2 separate regions of the Homo sapiens genome follow, and region 1 is linked to region 2. A link is a contact called in ENCODE Hi-C or POLR2A ChIA-PET data. All regions are on one chromosome and are shown on one strand. Each heading gives the region's core, a stretch centred on a gene start or an enhancer-like site at or near the end of the contact. The rest is flanking DNA. Distances are from core to core; before and after follow the strand shown. Region 1 has its middle 9.7 kb from the start of ATP6V0E2. Region 2 has its middle 20 kb from the start of ZNF467.

Region 1 (3,235 bases), core at 272-2,771, 130 kb after region 2:
GGACCTACTGGGCCCATTTTCCCATGTCGCTGTGGGTCAGCCCTGGGCCTGGGGGAACCACTCTGCCAGTTCCTGCCGCTGCACCTCTGAAGCCACACCCAGCCCGCCACAGGCCCACCATGGGGGCTTCAGGTTCAGGATGCTGAAGATCCACGTTGGCCCAGGATTGGGGTGGGGGGCATGTATCCAAAATGGCTACTTCCTTGTCTCGGCTTCTGCTCTTTGGGTTCTTGCCTTCTGTGATATTGGATTGGTGGCATCTTTAGACACTCTCCCGGGATGTGTGTGGCTGTGGCTGAATTCTCACTGAGCCCCCTGGGTGGCATCCTCTGGGCCTGGGAGGTGGAGTCCTGGAGAGCTGCTCGCTGCTCTCTGGGCAGCCTCTGGACTGCTGAGGGCTGGTAGCTCCTTCCCAGGCAGGGTGGCCTTTCTCACATCTTCCATCCTTCCTTCCTGTGCAGCCATTCCGGGAGAGAGGAGAGGGTCCCAGAGCTCATGTCCACTCCACTCCCTGGCACGATCTGGTCTCCCACCCTTTGGTGAGGACCGTGTTCCTCCCAGAGGCTTTCCCTCCAGGCCCGAGGTGGGAACCTGCAGGGTAAGTAGGTCTGTCAAAGATAAACTAAGCTGGACCTTAGTTAAAGCTACGAAAACAGACCTTATTCATTAACCACTGACAGGGGAGAAGCTGAGCTCCATTCAGATCTGTGCAGGGGGACTGGACAGTTTAATGGGAGAACGTAGGAGTCGGGAAAGGGCATTCCAGGGCTCAGGAATCATGGGAGTGAAAAATTACAAAGGGCTGTCTGTGTTATTGTGGCCGGGCCAGCTGTGTGTGCCAGCTGGCAGTGATGGAAGTTAGGTTCTGGCCTCCCCCAGAGCCTGGGAGACAGGCCCCATCCTTCCTGATGATGCCATTTCAAAGGACTGGCTCTCAGGCTCTTGAGAAAGACACTCCTGGACACACATGCATGTACATCTCAAAGGGACAAGGGAAGGAGGTACGACTCTAAGTGTTTTTAACGTAAATGCTCTAAGAAAGTGAGGGGGTGGTCAGAGGCCTGTTGTCAGGTGTTGGTAGGAACAAACACTAAATGATTTTGACGGCCTTGAGCTTTTTCAGACAGGAACTCAAAGGGTGGCCAGGTGGTCCCAGGGATGCCGCTTTGGGCTGCCAGAAGCCATGCTAGGGTTGGTCCAGTCTCTTGGTGCAGGGGTTTGGACACAGTCACTATGTACCCAACTTCTGTTAGAGTTATCAGTTTCAAACCCCACCCGTGCCCCCAACACCATCCCCAATGTGGGAGGCACATCAGTAAATATCAGCCTCTGACACAGATGCTCACGGACCTACACGATGCAAAAAAGCTCTAAAAATGGGCCGTGACTGAGAGCAGGGCAGCCCTGAACCATACCAAGTGGCAGAGCAGGAAGTGGCCTTGGAGGCCACGCTGAGACAGAGGACAAAGCCACTGAGAAAAAAAAGTAAAGGTAACCAAGAAAAGTTAAGCTGCACACAAAGAGTATGGCCAACAGAGGGCAGCGCCTGCGTGCAGGATGAAGTCTCTAGCGAGCCCTCGTCCAATCTGCGCATTGCTGGGGGTGGATGGTGCCGAGGTCAGAGATGGTGGCCCTAGAGTCATAGGCTTGAGCAGGGAGCCACGATAATTCTCCAGACAGTACCACAGCCTGGAGGAAACGCCCTTCAGGAATATTTCATAGTGGCAATGAATGACGAGCATTGAGCCATCATGAGGTGCCAGGCACTGCTTCGGAAACCAAAGGACCATGCTGAAGAGCTCTGTCGTTCTCCACTCTGATCCCAGGCTTCCCGAACCGTCTTCTGGTTCTGTCTTCCCGAACTGTTTCGTACCTCAGCATCCCTGAGAGATCTAGCACATTCCATTCTGTAACAGGGACGCCACAGGTTTTTAGTGGAGGGAGGGAGGGAGGGAGGTGCTGCTCCTGCTGGCCATAGGGTCCACGCTCCCTGCAGAAGCCCTCAAAGAGCAGCCCTCAGTTAATTTTGGCTGCTTTGAACAGAAATAGGATAGTTGGTAATTCTGGAACAGTGAGGAGCTGGAGGTGAAGTGAGAGGCGTGGCTAATCTCCTTATCTGTGTGCTGGAAGTGACCTGCTGGTAAAGCTTTGGGCTTCCGGGAATGAAATCAGCTGGCAGGCACCACAGTTTTGCTTGACTTGTAGCACTGGAAGATGAGGGCAGATGACCAGAGTCCTGTGTGGATTTAGGCCACATACTGGGTTAGCAAATCTAAATACGAATCTCTCATTGGGGAAATGTTGGTCAAAAGATAGAGAATTTCAGTTAGACAAGAGGAATAAGTCCAAGAGACCTAGTGTGCAGCCCATGGTGACAAAGTGCTCAACAGTGTGTTGTATGCTGGAAATTGATGAGAGTAGATTTCACAAAATGAAAAGTGAGGTAATGCATTTGTTATTAGCTCAATTTAGCCATTTCACAATGTATACACATTTCCAAACATGGTATATACCTACATGTATGCAATTTTTGTCAACTTAAAAAAAAAAAAGGAATCACTTAAGCCAAACAAAACAACCCATGGAATTCTGGGATGGAAGCCATGTCTATTACAAGAGAACCTCCAGGGATGAAGGAGGCTGGGGCTTTAGCCAGCTCTCCAGCTGCCTCTGCCCCAGGCAGACCCACACAGGGCCAGAGTTTGGGAATCATGCGCCGGGTGCAGCCTGCAGTGCTACTTGTCAATGTGGAGTATGGTCTACCTGTAACAGAATAATCTGGAATGCTTGAAAGTACAGGTTCCTGGGTCTCACACTGCACCCTATGGGTTTAGGGGATTCTAGACTCCACATTTTAAACCAGCTCCCAAGGGTTTTGGTGCTAACTGAAGCCCTCGAAGACAGGATGTCCAAGCCCTGACACTGTTGACAATTTGGGCTAGATAATTCTTTGGGTTTTTTTGTGGGGGAGGGGGAGCACGGGAGGGCACTGTTCTTTGCATCCTATGATGCTTAGCAGTACCGCCTCCCTTTACCCACCAGATGCTAGCAGAACCCCTCTCCCTGCTCCTGGCCATGACAACTATAAATGTCTCCAGCCATTTTGAAATGTTCCCTAGGGAAACACCCCTACCATTGAAACCACTGCCCTAGAACCTCAACCCCTCAAGGGATTTCCAAACTTAGTTATCAACCCAGACCCTCGGGAAAGGAGCCTGGGAGGCCCTGAGGGGAG
Region 2 (3,077 bases), core at 147-2,646:
GCAGTAAGTTTAGCTTTAACCATCTCAGCAGCCACATGAAAAAATAGATCGCTGAATTTATTAACTTTGGGATTTGTGTTTGCTGTCACCCTGTCTTAGTTCACAGCTATAACTCTGCAGGGGTGGATTTTAGGCACTCAGATTATCCGGTAGGGGAGGGATTTTGAGATGGGTAGGCCTTGTAAAGGCTCCTCTTCCACCTGTACAATTCAACATACGTGTTGTGAGTGTTCAAATGTGCCAGGTCCTGGAAATACCAAGACAAAAAAACACGACTTCCGCCCTCGAGATGTTCCCAGTGGGCCTGGAGAGATGAGGCTCCTACAAGGGTGTAACCTTTCTAAACCCCGGTTTCCTTACCTGAGAAGTGAGGACAGCAACCCCGTACCAAAGGGGGCTTAGGGGAATTAAGTAGGAGCCTCAGTCACAGGAGGCACTCACACATTTTAGGCACACGCGGACACACCCAACAACTGCAGGCGACATCTGGTAAGGTGGGAAGCAGAGGAACCATGACAGCTTAAAGGAGGAGATTGTTGTGTGCTGGGATCATTGGGGAAGGACACCCCCAGGAGGTGGCCCCCATCTGTGCTCGAAAAATAGGTAGGATTTAAAAGGGAAGTCAGGGCAGTAGGCACTTTGTGATGGGGAAGCCCAGGGAGGCCGGGGCAGGAGGCAGGAAGGACCACACGGCCCGGAGACAGGAACAAGACCGCTTGGTGTAAGGGAGGGTGTGTACCCAGGAGGTTTGGAAAATAAGTTTCAAAAGTTTGTTGGGGCCAACTGTAGAGAGCCTTGAGTTAGAACAGACATGTATTGCACACTGGCTAGGTGGGCACTCTGCTCTGTGCCAGGGAAGCTTGCCACCCCCAGAGGGACACACAGAATAATGTGGCACAATGTGTCAACCGCTAAGGCCTCTGGATATTCAGATGAGCAGAAGTTTCTAAGCTGGGGCGTAATAAGTTATAAGGAAGATCAGCCTGACAGTTGGAGGATAGATGGGGAAGCAGGAGTTGGGGAGAAGTCAGAGGGGGACCTGATAGGAGAAGGTTGCCCACTGGCCTGGGCTTGGGGGGACAGTACTGGGAGGGTCAGGGGCAGCAGGGGCAGCAGGGCAGGCATCTGCAAAGGATGAGCGTGCTATGACGCGAGCTCCATCATTCTGGAGAAAGAGGATCCTGAGGCCTTAGGAGTTCTCCTGGAAGCCCCACAGTGAAATCTCAAGAGAGAAAATCCCAGCGAGGACAGGGACACTGGGCCCACGGGAATCCTGTCTTGCTGGGCCGGAGGGGAGCCCTGGGTCTGGCTCCTGTAGAGCCTGAAATAGAATCCGATTTGCGATGCCCCTAATGATGTTATGTAATGACATTGCATAAGCCCGTTACGTAAATCAAAGTCCTGCTATTGACCAAGAATGTCCCCTGCCCCAAGGCTGACCTAATCCCACGCCTGAAGGCTCAGTCCTTTGTGGCAGTTGGATAAATCTGTTTCCTAAAGCCTCTGTGAAACCCTCCCGACCTTAAAGTCTCTGTCTTTAGGGTTCCTGGGGCCTCCTTCTCCGTTGCTGCTTCTCCACTGTGGGAGGCCTCAGTGTGACACTCACTCATCCTTCCCCAGGTGAGGGTTCCCAGGGAAGGACAGGATTCCAGTCCTTCCACCAGCGTGGAATTGTGGCCGTGCGCCCTCTTCTGGGGGTCTTGCATACTCCCTCTGACTGTGAAATACAAGACTTGTCTCTGGTTAAAAGACATTTCAAGGATCAGTAAGTGAGTGAAGAAGTTTTCTTCCCTGTGGGGCATGGGTGGCCTCCCCAGGACCCTGGAGTTAACAACTACGAGCAGGTTCTTGAGTCCCAGGAGCAGAAAGAATCTTTCACTACTGGAAACCAGCATGTCCCGTGAACGCACTCACCAACCTGTCTGCCTTCAGTCGGCCCATCTGTCTCCCTGAACATACTAGCAGAAGCCCTCCCACCCTCAACCCACCTCGCCAACCCCCACCCCGGCTCCCCTTCAAGCCCTCTCCCCAGCATAGGCAACATCTTCCTCGGGAGGCTGTCTCCTTCCTTCATCTATGTCTCTCTACAAGTAAATCCTGGTGTGCACACCACCACCCCCGACACATAAACACAGTTTACAGAAACACCAAACAAAACAGTCATGTTTGATGGAAAAAGGCTGAGTTCCCAGTTGCTCTTAGTGTCTCCTAAAAGTCAACTGTTTACTGTCCTATCAAAGCTATTTTACTGTTATAGGACTAGGAAAAATTTAAATTTAAAAATCACACGAAGAATAAAGTAACACAAAGCAAAACTGTTTATGTTTTATCTTTTTTTTTTTTTTTTTCAGACAAGTTCTTGCTCTGTCACCCGGGCTGGAGTGCAGTGATACAATCTTGGTTTACTGTAACCTCAAACTCCTGGGCTCAAGGCATCCTCCTACCTCAGCCTCTTGAGTCACTAGGACTACAGGCCTGCTACCATGCCTGGGTAATTAAATTTTTTTTTTTTTTTAGAAATGGAGTCTCCCTATGTTGCCCAGGCTGGTCTTGAACTCTTGGCCTCAAGTGATTCTCCCACCTCGGCCTCCCAAAGTGCTGGGATTACAGGTGTCAGCCACAGTGCCCAGCCTCTTTTGGCTTTTTTGAATGATATGACACATCTCCAAAACATAGCACAGGGTGGATCCAAGAGCTCCTGGGGTAAGAGCTGCCTGGACCCACAGGTCCACTCTCATGGGCTCTGATTAGAGCTGCACTGCCCCATTCCCTCCCAATACCAGGAGCCCTCATTTCAGCCTCAGCTCCCCCAACTTTGACACAGTATTTTACTCAAGGTCTCTGTTATGAATTGAATTGCGCCCCCCAAGAAGTCCAAAAAGTTGTGTTGAAGTCCTAGCCCTGGCCCCAACCTATGAATATAGCCTCTTGAAAATAGGATCTTTGCGGATAAAATCAGGATGAGGTCATTAGGGTGGGCCGTTCTCCAATATGACTGTTGTCCTTATAGGAAGAGGAGGGACACAGACATGCCCAGAGTGGAGGAGACCCAGGAAGAAGGTGATGGGAGGATGGAG

The links. A loop is a pair of places that touch in the nucleus more often than their neighbours do. ChIA-PET counts read pairs that join two places held with the same protein, here RNA polymerase II (POLR2A). Pooled maps may share reads with other maps.
Region 1: POLR2A ChIA-PET joins it to region 2 with 14 read pairs in BJ. The contact joins two enhancer-like sites. A Hi-C loop is called at or near these places in 4 of 50 pooled maps. POLR2A ChIA-PET finds 5 or more read pairs at or near these places in 2 of 52 experiments (BJ and activated CD4-positive, alpha-beta T cell).

The regions. Positions count from the first base shown.
Region 1 is chr7:149,882,055-149,885,289 of GRCh38, forward strand. It overlaps a transcript of ACTR3C not described here. Among named protein-coding and RNA genes, the nearest start is that of ATP6V0E2, 9.7 kb to the left of the region's middle. Within about 2 kb of position 1,522, at least 10 of the 41 ENCODE cell types and tissues checked have a DNase peak (open chromatin) inside an H3K27ac peak, as active enhancers do.
Region 2 is chr7:149,752,160-149,755,236 of GRCh38, forward strand. No RefSeq gene overlaps it. Among named protein-coding and RNA genes, the nearest start is that of ZNF467, 20 kb to the right of the region's middle. Within about 2 kb of position 1,397, at least 2 of the 41 ENCODE cell types and tissues checked have a DNase peak (open chromatin) inside an H3K27ac peak, as active enhancers do.